Regions from separate parts of the Homo sapiens genome. Here regions 2, 3 and 4 are each linked to region 1. Evidence: chromatin contacts called from ENCODE Hi-C or POLR2A ChIA-PET data. All regions are on one chromosome and are shown on one strand. The core of a region is the stretch at or near the end of the contact, and the rest is flanking DNA. Distances in the headings are between cores, read along the strand shown. Region 1 overlaps ARHGEF28 (Rho guanine nucleotide exchange factor 28). Region 2 holds the start of HEXB (hexosaminidase subunit beta). Region 3 overlaps LINC01331 (long intergenic non-protein coding RNA 1331). Region 4 has its middle 42 kb from the start of LINC01331.

Region 1 (2,700 bases), core at 57-2,556:
GTCAATCATGTGAGGACAGTTGTGGAGACTCTGTCTTGGCGGACACACTCAGTTCTCATGATGTACCAGGATCACCGACTGCCTGTAAGTGAAAATGCAGGCCTTGGCAATGAGCCTGAGCACAGTCCCTGGAGCTTACAGTGGTCACGTAAAGTAAAGGCAATGACTGTCTCTGGTTGAAGGGGACTTGATATATTTTTTTAAATTAGAAAAAAACTGAGAATAAATATGCTAGCCTAAATGAATATCATAGGCATATAATAATGACACTGGGGTTTCAAGTATGAGGATCTAAAGAGTAGTTGGTGGGTTATACTGCTCTGTTTGCCGGCCAAATATCGGACCTTCCCCAACCCCTACCCTGCCTCATTTTTGATATGATTTATTCATTACAGTTTTGAAAGAACTTTTTAACTTTTCAGGTTTTTTAAAAAAGGAGTCCCTGCGGTCAATTACAGAACAAGCCCTTAAACCTAATCTCATGTGCATCAACTGAGAAAACAACTCAGAAAACCAGAAATATACACACGGCTCCCTCCGTCTCCCTCCTTTCTCTCTCCCTCTCTCTTTCTCTCTCTCTCACACACACGAAGTTTGGTGGTATGGTTAAAGCAGAAGTGCCAGAAAATTCTTGATCTGTGCCATCCTACACTTTAGTTCATGTCAGAATTCATTTATGAAAACATTGTTTCAAAACATTTTAAATATAAAAAAAAATAGAATGTAGAGATTTGGTTTAGGTAATTTCCCCGAACCTAGCTATCCTGTTATATGTATAGTTGTAGGCTACTTAGTTCCATAAAGGTTTCTAAGATAAGAGCATAAAGAGTATACTTTTCATCCTGTGCAGGTGGTAACAACCTTACTTCCACAAGGTCTTATGTGCGTAAGATAAAATGGATAAAATGTCTTCAGTAGTTAGAGATCAGAAGATTAAATTGAACTCAAGATTGGAAGATTAAATTGAACTCAGAACTTCTTTAACAACATCCCTTGATTAATTAAGATATATAGATGCAGTATAGCTTTTTAATTCTATACTTCTTTTTTTTTTCTTTTTTAAACATCAGCACCACTAATTATCTTCCTCTCTCAAGTTCTGCTTTATCTAATCCTGAGTTTCTAGTTTCAGAATGCGCACGTATGTTTTTCATTTTGACACAGCCCAGATTCATCAGGGGAGTTGTACTGCCCTGGGTGATTTCCTTTTAAAAGAAGAACCTCATTATGCCATTGAGGAGTCTCTGTCTAAAAATACGTGCAGGGATCTGCTGAGGGATCTGCTGCTCTCAGCCTCGCCCCAGGGACAGCTGGAGAGGCTCCCCTCTGCAGCTGCCCGAGCCCGCGGTCGTGCCTTCCCTCCCTTCAGGCCAGGCAGTGAAGGTCTCCTTGTCTGTATCCACATCTCTCATGACTGGGGAGAGTTTCAAAGGGACACCCGTGGCATTTGCCAGAACCATTGAGAGGCTCTTTAGAGGGGTCTGATGTCGGGATTCAGGTAGAGGAAGTACCGAAGCTGGCTGGTGGGGTCCTGTACCCCAAGGCCTCTTCAGTTCTGGGTCAGACTGGAACATGGTGCTATGAGAGTTTGATTCTCTTTATAAAGTTGTTCAAGGCACAAGGCTAGTTCTAAATGAAGGTCTACAACTGTGACTGAATGGGTCGGTTCTGCAAATGACTTGGAGAACTGGGCTCTTCTTCATCAGGCTTATGTCAGCCTGAGGTTATAAGCCAAGCAGACAGCTCTATTTTCAGTCTTCAGTATACATGATGAGTATCTTCTACTTCTAGGAAAGTTCTGTTCACTGGAGACCCTCTGGCCCACCCTGAAATTGGATACAGGGACAGGGACCTGATCTGTGTTTTATTCTTCTGCCTTGTCATCAGCTTCTTTCCCATTTGATTTTCCTAATTTCTATGAGGGAGTGAGAAACAGAGTGGTGAATTCTTTAGTGATGCCTTTGGCCACTCTTTAAGAGTTAGGAATAGCACCCAATAGTAGAACCATTTTTCAAATGACAGAGAAACCTATAAAATGTCCCTCATTGTAAGTGAATAAGTGCTGATCAGCTTGAACAAAATGGACTTGTTTTTAGCTGATCTCATCTGAAGCCGTTTCCGTTTAGACAAAAACTTCTTTGTATTAGAAGAGGTCTTTGAAATCCTAGAGGACTCTCATTTTCCAAAGACATAAGTATTTTTATTAAAGAAAAAAGCATTTCCTATATTGGAAATAAAGTTTTAAAAAGACACAATAAAAATTATACAAACAAACAGTGTCATAAAGTGAATATCGATTTTGTCAGGGTCTGGATTGGACATGGTTCTAATAAAACACTGTTTTGGGCTTTGAAAATTCTAGTTTTAATCAGTGCAAGGTGGGCACAGTTTAAGTTTTAACTGAGTTCACATGGGTAAAGAAATAAAATCCTGCCAACAGAGATTTAATGGATGAAGTGAAATCTGTATTTGGTACTTAAAAATATTTCGGGACTAGTTTCTATGTTTTCATAGTTTAAATACATAGTATTTGTAAATCTAAAGCATAACAAGAAATGTGAGAAAAACAACACATTTAGAAATTGTTAAAAAATAAGTTATTCAGAGATAGGGACAGGTTCTTGGTTTGTATGACTATGAGACCGTGAAGTATTAGCCATCTCCGCCTTCCTAGAAAGATGTCTCCCTCCTGCTTCGGAC
Region 2 (2,700 bases), core at 114-2,613, 790 kb after region 1:
GAGTGCAGAGGTGTGATCTCAGCTCACTAAAACTTCCACCTTCCGGTTTCAAGCGATTCTCCTGCCTCAGGCTCCTGAGTAGCTGGGATTACAGGCGCCCGCCACCACGCCCAACTAATTTTTGTATTTTTAATAGAGACGGGGTTTCACTTTGGTGGCCAGGCTGGTCTCGAACTCCTGAACTTGTGATCCGCCCTCCTTCGCCTTCCAAAGTGCTGGGATTTCAGGCGTGAGCCGCCGCACCTGGCCTAATCATTACATTTCTTTGAAGTCTTTCCTTAAAGCTCTTCCACCCTCATTTTCAGAATACTTATATAGCAGATCTGTGGTTTTGGTCTGCCTAGCGTTTTCTCCTTCTGGTAAGAGAACACCTCTTCTCCCTTTGGCATCTCCAGTCCGTGTTCGTCATGTGACTTCACTGGCTCTTCCTTAGGGATGGGTTATGAAATCAAACTTGTCAGTTGGGATCCTTTATATCGGGACCCACACAGATGAGCCAAGATGTTCTCTCTCAGGATTCCTTGGGCATGCTCTGCCCCAGGGAGTTCTGATAGGAAGGCTTTATTGACCACAGCTGAAGTGCTGTTACAGAAAAGCCTAGACTTAGGAGCAAATAAACTCAGCTCTCATCTCGGTTATCTGGTGGTTGGGCTGAGAGGAGAAAGGTGCTCCTCAAGCTTGGCTTCTCCAGCTTCACCGAAGCCAGGGATCCACAGGAGAGCGCCCGTGTTGACAGCGTGAGCGGCGACCCGGTGTCGGCCTGGCGTCCCGAGCCTGTGCACTGGGCCGTTTTCTTTTTCTTTTCTTTTTTTTTTTTTTTTTTTTTGAGACGGAGTCTTGCTCTGTTACCCAGGCTGGAGTGCAGTGGTGCGATCTCGGCTCACTGCAACCTCCGCCTCCCGGGTTCAAGAGATTCTCCTGCCTCAGCCTCCCGAGTAGCTGGGACTACAGGCACCCGCCATCATGCTCGGCTAATTTTTGTATTTTTGTAGAGTCGGGGTTTCACCAATTTGGCCAGGCTGGTCTTGAACTCCTGACCTCAGGTGATCCGCCCGCCTCGGCCTCCCAAAGTGCTGGGGCTACAGGCGTGAGCCACCACGTACGGCCAGCACCGGGCATTTTTCTTACTTTAGCCATCCCGTGTTTGAGGTTGCTGTCTGGGCTCTGCTCCTACCCGAGGGCACCCCTGGAGGAAATTCTCGAGGTGACCTGGACAGGGCGGGCTGGGCGAGGACGCTCCCGGGGCCTGGAGGCGGAGTCGGGGGCGGGCGCGCGCAGTCATCTGACTCGGTGACTCACCCGCGGCCGCGCTTCCTCTGATCCGGGCCGGGCGGGAAGTCGGGTCCCGAGGCTCCGGCTCGGCAGACCGGGCGGAAAGCAGCCGAGCGGCCATGGAGCTGTGCGGGCTGGGGCTGCCCCGGCCGCCCATGCTGCTGGCGCTGCTGTTGGCGACACTGCTGGCGGCGATGTTGGCGCTGCTGACTCAGGTGGCGCTGGTGGTGCAGGTGGCGGAGGCGGCTCGGGCCCCGAGCGTCTCGGCCAAGCCGGGGCCGGCGCTGTGGCCCCTGCCGCTCTTGGTGAAGATGACCCCGAACCTGCTGCATCTCGCCCCGGAGAACTTCTACATCAGCCACAGCCCCAATTCCACGGCGGGCCCCTCCTGCACCCTGCTGGAGGAAGCGTTTCGACGGTGAGCGCTCCCGGCCCGGCCGGGAGTTGTCCTGGGGGAGGGGAGAGGCGGACCACCCCGGAGCGCTGTGCAGACCCTCACCACCCCACTGCGCAGACGAGAAACCGCCTGGGAGCTGGCAGGCGATCTGCCCAGCGCCACATGGACTGAACCCACGCTCTTGCCCCCACCCTCCTACTGCTTCTTAAGGGACACCTTGGGTGCTCAGGAACCCTGGTTTGAGAGCCGGATAGTAAGTGGAAGAGGGAGTTTGCTCTGAGGCCTTGTTGGGCAAATGGCATGGACGGAGGGGACACCGGAGCTGGGGAGGAAAGTGACAGCTCCTTATTTGAAGGACGTGCAAAGGGATAAGTTACCCGAAGGGCTTAGACAAGCTCTCTTGAGGGACCAGGAATCCCCCAAAGCTGACTGTCATTTATAGGCCAGTTTCGCCCCCTCACCTCTCCTCACATCTCCTGGTAACAGCTCAAATGGCAGAAGTCCTCAGTTTCGAGCACTGCCTAAAACTGCCCTCTCTCCTAAAATCTCTTCCATATAAAATGTGACATGTTTGCATCTGACTACGTTTCTGCGGTCAGTGGTTAGGCAGTATCCAACTTTGTTTCTCAACACCGATCATGTTGCCTGCTCTCCCTGCTTCCTCTTTTACAGACCCCTAGATAGCGCCTCTGTCTCTCTCACCCTTTGGCTGCAGACAGGGTGAGTTTTGTCATGGGAGTCAGCCAATCACACCATAGACAAGGCAGGTTCCCCTGGGGAGATGTTTGAAGACGCCACACACTGTCCCCTCAGTGTGAGACCTGTGTAGGTGGGACTGTCCTGAAGGCGTATCGTGCCCTGCAGAATTGTAATTTGGTGCTAACTGTACTGCCTCCTGGCATTCCCCAAGCCTGTCGCTGTACCCAGTGGATACTATAGAGCTTAAGTGTGCTTGCAGGACCCTGAACAGGTGGGGAGGGAATGTCAAACTAACTGAATAATGTGTTCTGACCCCAGATAGGACAGGTGCC
Region 3 (2,700 bases), core at 122-2,621, 590 kb after region 1:
TCCAGGTTTGTAGCCTAGGAGCAATAGGCTATACCATATAGCCTAGGTGTGCAGGAGGCTATACTGTCTAGGTTTGTGTGAATACACTCTATGATGTTCACACAACCTAACCACACATTTCTCAGAATGTATCCCCATCATTAAGCAATGCATAACCATACTTAGAAGTGAAATAACTAAGTCATAGAGGATTTACTGGGTATCGCCAATTTGCTCTACAAAGGAATAGTGCAAAATCTGCCTTCTACCAACAATGAATATGAGTTTCTATTTACCTAGATCCTTGACAAACACTTGGTGTTAGCAGGCCTTTTGAAGTTTGTCTGTCTGGTGGATACGAAATGGTGTCTTACTGGTGTGTTCATTTGCATTTCCTTGGTCGTTCATGAGGTTGAGCGTCTTTGCAGTTGTTGTTCACCATTTGCCCTTCCTCTCTATGGAACTGCCCCTTTATACTTTTTCCCATTTTTAAAATTGTTGGTGTGAAATCACTCATATATTTTTGATACCTATTGTTTGTTGAATTTTAGAAATGGAAAAATTTCCCAGTCTGAGTTTTATTTTAAGTTCTATTTACAGTGCTTTGTCATGCAGAAGTTTACTAATTTTTATGTAGTCAGGTGTATAAATCTTCTTTGTTATATGTTCCTTATGTTTCATTTAAGAAATTCCTTTCTGTTCCAATGTCTTCAAATGTTAATCTTCCCTCTTTTTTCTCTAAAAGTTTCTAAGTTGTGATTTTCATATTTAGCTCTCCAATCCACTTGAACCTTATTTTTATACTGGTGAAAGGTATACTCTTTTTGGGTGGGGAGCAATATGGTTAGATAATTGTCTATGTTGATTTGTAACGCCTCCTCTGTTACAGATAAAGTTTAATGTAAATGTAAATGTAAATTTTTTTAATGGAGAAAAAACTTTGCCTAAAGTTTATCCTAGAGGCATAGATATGGGAACAAAGTTAATATGCTACAGGATAAGTAATAAATAATATGAGTTGCTGTGTTGCCGTGATACAATAGCCAAGATATGCGTCAGCAAAGCCAGAAAATGTCTGTTTGAAAGAAAAAAAAATTCAGCTACATGAGTATTTGACATGTAATTTTTTGATGATGCTGAGACAAAATTTGAGCAAAAGCTTTGTAAAAAAAAAAAAAAAAAAAAAGAACCTTCCTCCCACCCCCTGCCAAAACAAGAGATAAAGGAAAGCAAGGTGATCTCTTTAAAAACAAGTGGGGAATCACTGGACAGCTCTCTGTGTTAGTAATAGCAGACATGCAGCAAAAGCATAATCCATGAACCTGACATTGGCTACCCAAACAGAGAAGCAGAAAATCCAGTCGGGCAGACCTGGGCCGTGGCAGGCACTGAAGACTAATGGTGCTGCATGAATGGGCAGAGCTGGTGCCCCATCTGTGTGAAATCAAGAGGGAGTTTCAATTTGGCTTATTTCAGAGAGCTCAATAGGAAGTGAAAATAACAGGCCGTAATGGTCTCATGAAGAATAAAGCACCCCTATATTTCACACCACTACTGAGTTTTGCTAACATATTAGATTGAACTATATGAAATTGTCATTTCTGAAGTTAGAAAAAGAAGGTTGACTATCTTCACTTTCATATAGCTCAACCTAATATAAGAGAAGGATAGTGCTACGTTACATATTTGGGCGTCTCTTGCTCAAAAATGAGTCAATATAATGAAATTCTCCACTCAGATTCAAGGAGGGCACTCACTGGTGTGGGAATTACGGACTCTTCTCCCATATCGTTAGCAGACTGGCAACCCTGGAAGTCGAGTTTTCTCAGGCTAAAGGAGAGAAGTCCTCTGACTCAGAGACTTGGTGACTTCCCTCACCAACCCATCAGGATAACGGTATCAAGAGCATACTTCTAGGTGTTCCTTTGTCTAAAAATCTCCTCCAATGACATGAATAATGCTTTTCTCAGCAATGGCATCCTGTTCTGCTCACTCACACTCTGCAGTTAGATCACCCAGAAAATGAGATAAAACTACTGAAATCAATTAAAAGCATCTGATACACCAGACAAAGCCTCTTGGGTTGTTCAGAAAGAATCAGCAGAGCCAATGATTTCCTCCCATGACATCCAGTGAGAGCACTCTCTACAATAATGTTCTCTAGTCCAGCTCTTCCTGCTATTTCATACCAAACTTGGGGCTCAAGAGTCATATTAGTTCATCTTTCCAGCTGCCAGATGGGCAGTCAGCTTACACTTGGTCACTTTCCAGCTTCTCTAAATATATGTGTTTCTGATGTTATGCAGAATTTCTCATTCTGACACTAGGAAATCAGATTCTATTAGTGTATCAAGGAAATGTGAAGGGACCCAATGGGCTGTGAATCTCTCTGACCAAAATCCTAAAGTACATACATTAGATTAACTACAATCACTTTCAGATTTTCTTGTCTCTCTTTGTTCCCCATATTTTCAACACTTTCTCAGGCTGCTCCCTTAGGATCACAGATAATTAAATAAGAATACCCTAAATGAAAGAAATTGAATTGGAAGCTTTTAGAATTCTCTTCTCATCATCTAATTACATGAATAACATGTATGGGCAGCCTGACTCCTAGCTAATTCCCTCTCTGAATTTTTAGCTCTCATACAATTTGAACAGCAAATCCTAAAACCACAGGGTGGGTATTTTCCACTGCTTTGGTGACATACTTTTTTTTTC
Region 4 (2,850 bases), core at 347-2,846, 680 kb after region 1:
GCATAAAATGCTATAGTATTTGCATAGAACCCTTGCACATCCTCCCAGTATACTTTAAATCATCTCTAAATTACTTATGATACCCAATAAAATGTAAATACTATGTTAATCATTGTTATACTACGTTGGTTAGGGAATGATGACAAGGAAAAAAAAAACATCTGTACCTATTCAGTACAGAGGCAATTTTTTTTTTTTCAAATATTTTCCATCCATGTTGGTTGAATCGTTGGCTGCAGAACCCATGAATACAGAGGACCAACTGTACTTCAAATGAAATGATCCATTTTTAATATAAAACAAGCTTTTCAGTGGAAAGTAATAGACCATTAACTAAATCGTATGTCTGGTCCTACCAAACTTCTGCTTGCAAGACATTTAGACTACCTTCACATTTTCTGATTTCCACTTTGCTTTGATACCACGAAAATTTTCTTGCCTGGGAACATATATTATACAAGCGGAAAATCAGTCAAGAGATCATTGAATATTAATTCTCTGTCATTATGTGCCCAACACAGATGCCTTAGGAGTTAAACAGAGGCATGCATATGCTCGACTTAAGACACTGTGTCACCAACCTCCTCCCCTTCTTCATCAGAGGCAAGAGAGAGCCCACAGACAGCAAGCAACCCACCCTTGCCCAGCAGTGACAGGAGCAAGCCCCGTGCCCAGAGACTGCTAAGACCAGCCTTATCATTACAACCTTTTTGGAGAATCTTGCTGAAAGGCTGGGCGCTCTGAAGAGAAGCATGGCATCAGTAAGGGACCAGATTGCCAGTGTTTGCGTCCTGGCCTTGCTGCTTACTAGCTATTCCCCTCAGGCTAGTTTCCAATCTCTCAGCACCTCAGCTTCTTCATCTGTAAAATGGGGATAAACACGGCACCTATTTCATGATGTGATTGTGAAATGTCACTGATTTAATACATGTGAAGCAACTAAAATAGTGCCTAAGTTATAGGAAATGCTTATTATTATTATTATTTGAAAATTACACTACTCAACAATTATACAAAAAAAAAAATCTGTTTTTCCCCTAATCTCTCTAAACAAAGGCACTAAAACTCAAAGAGTTAGTAACAGAGAGAAATAGAACTTTGGTGGTCACAGAAACACTCAACATGGTAGCCACAATCCTAAAACTATGTGTAACAGAAGTAAACCCAGATAGAAATAGCCTTCTTAAGGCAGAGTTCTACAAAGGGGATCCCCGGATTTTCATGCTCTGAGCCCTGATACTGACTTTCAACATCTTGGCGTGTCTACCAAATCAGGTACCTCAATACGACATTACCTAAGAGTTCCTTAACTCACAACCCTGTGAGGACAACAAAAGATACTGTTAGAACAACAAAAAAAAAACGCTCTCCATGAGAATTATGCACAGTTTACTTTGCATGGGTACCATGTATGTGTGCATTTTAAATAAACATAAAGTGTGTATAACTGCTTTTGATCTCAGTTTTAATTTCTCTTTAGCACAAAACCAGTCATAATTTCTTCCCTTGTGATAAACAGGATTGATCAAGATGTGGAGCCTCATTTGTGTTTCCCCAGTTGTTCAGACGATGCCTCTCAGTGTGCACCGCCGGCTTCCGGGCCCTTGTTTCCAACCACAAGTAGTCCTTAGTCTTTGTGGCTTGCTAACCCCAGGAATGACAGCACAGTGTTATCGCTTGTACTCCCAGTAACCACTCTCTCTCTGTCTTACTGTATTGTCCAGCAAATGGAAGGTGTGGCAGCTAAACCCCTTTTTAGTCAGAAAGAACCACTTCCTGCTTAAAGTGAGAGCTAAAAGTGAATCTCTCGTTGTACAAAAATATGGATCCGGGCTGGGCACAGTGGCCCACGCCTATAATCCCAGCACTTTGGGAGGCCAAGGCGGGCAGATCACTTGAGGTCAGGAGTTTGAGGCCAGCCTAACCAACATGGTAAAACCCCATCTGTACTAAAAATACAAAAATTAGCCGGGCATGGTGGCAGGCACCTGTCATCCCAGCTACTCAGGAGTCTGAGGCAGGAGAATCACTTGAACCTGGGAGGCGGAGGTTGCAGTGAGTTGAGATCGCTCCACTGCCCTCCAGCCAGGGCAACAGAGCAATACTCCGTCTCAAATTTATATATATATGCCATGATGCTTTCTCTGAAACTTGAAGATTCTTCTGGCCACAGGAGCAGAAAGTCACTGTTTGATTTTGGGGGGCGCAATATTGTACGAGGGGCTTTCATTTCAGGCAAAGTCTCTCCCAACTTTTTCCTTTCCATGCTTACTGAAAAAAGAAAACCACTCCTAGATACTTGCTCCAGATTCTCTGCTGGAACCAGGCCATGCCCAAGCTCTCCAAAGAGCCTCTGTGAAGCCCCGGCTTTCCAGTTTTGAGGACCCTCGATCTTGAGGTGGTCTTCCTACCCTCAGATTTGGCTAATGTGGGAGGCGAGTTGAGGAATTTTATTTAAAAGCAATATTACTGTTGAACCTTGACTACTAGTCATGAACAAGTTTGCCACTAAAAACAGCAACACTGGAGCCCCACCCTCAAGCTTGAGGCCCCAAGCCACATGGCCTGCTCATCCCCTATTTCTCATGTAGGATCTGTGTTTGTTCCCACACAAATAATTCCCCAGAAGCCTGTGTAGCAGAAATGTGGATAACGTAGTAGTTCTTCACATTTGGGGGAACATAAAGGTATTTAAAGGAATAGACCTATTCTCTAGAAAAAGTATACATCACAAAATTTGCATGAAATTTTGAAAAGCTTTGCACCCATCACCTCCACAGCCCTCTTGGACTTTAAGAGATCTGTGGGACCTGAACCACAGATGGAAGTCAGGGTGAAGGATATACGGAA

The links. Hi-C counts contacts between places; a loop is a spot of excess contacts on that map. ChIA-PET counts read pairs that join two places held with the same protein, here RNA polymerase II (POLR2A). Pooled maps may share reads with other maps.
Region 2: a loop to region 1 is called in a map with no recorded cell type, with 7 times the contacts of the local background. The contact joins the promoter of HEXB here to the enhancer-like site in region 1. A Hi-C loop is called at or near these places in 1 of 37 single-sample maps with no recorded cell type and 9 of 50 pooled maps. POLR2A ChIA-PET finds 5 or more read pairs at or near these places in 1 of 52 experiments (naive thymus-derived CD4-positive, alpha-beta T cell).
Region 3: a loop to region 1 is called in a pooled map, with 4 times the contacts of the local background. The contact joins two enhancer-like sites. A Hi-C loop is called at or near these places in 10 of 37 single-sample maps with no recorded cell type and 3 of 50 pooled maps.
Region 4: a map of GM12878 shows a loop between it and region 1 (4-fold over the local background). The contact joins two enhancer-like sites. A Hi-C loop is called at or near these places in 1 of 168 maps with a recorded cell type or tissue (GM12878), 17 of 37 single-sample maps with no recorded cell type and 16 of 50 pooled maps. POLR2A ChIA-PET finds 5 or more read pairs at or near these places in 1 of 52 experiments (GM12878).

What each region holds. Positions count from the first base shown.
Region 1 is chr5:73,898,010-73,900,709 of GRCh38, forward strand. It overlaps ARHGEF28 (Rho guanine nucleotide exchange factor 28), which reads left to right. Exons shown (of 36, transcript NM_001177693.2): 30 at 1-84. Among named protein-coding and RNA genes, the nearest start is that of LINC02122, 200 kb to the right of the region's middle. Within about 2 kb of position 1,307, at least 2 of the 41 ENCODE cell types and tissues checked have a DNase peak (open chromatin) inside an H3K27ac peak, as active enhancers do.
Region 2 is chr5:74,683,870-74,686,569 of GRCh38, forward strand. HEXB (hexosaminidase subunit beta) reads left to right here and starts at 1,364. Exons shown (of 14, transcript NM_000521.4): 1 at 1,364-1,690. The coding sequence starts at 1,392. RefSeq lists a silencer at 1,052-1,391 and enhancers at 1,076-1,576, 2,082-2,131, 2,192-2,241, 2,252-2,341.
Region 3 is chr5:74,489,565-74,492,264 of GRCh38, forward strand. All of the region lies in intron 2 of LINC01331 (long intergenic non-protein coding RNA 1331), which reads right to left. Among named protein-coding and RNA genes, the nearest start is that of LINC01331, 46 kb to the right of the region's middle. RefSeq lists enhancers at 1,149-1,208, 1,799-1,848. Within about 2 kb of position 1,372, at least 3 of the 41 ENCODE cell types and tissues checked have a DNase peak (open chromatin) inside an H3K27ac peak, as active enhancers do.
Region 4 is chr5:74,577,680-74,580,529 of GRCh38, forward strand. No RefSeq gene overlaps it. Among named protein-coding and RNA genes, the nearest start is that of LINC01331, 42 kb to the left of the region's middle. Within about 2 kb of position 1,597, at least 4 of the 41 ENCODE cell types and tissues checked have a DNase peak (open chromatin) inside an H3K27ac peak, as active enhancers do.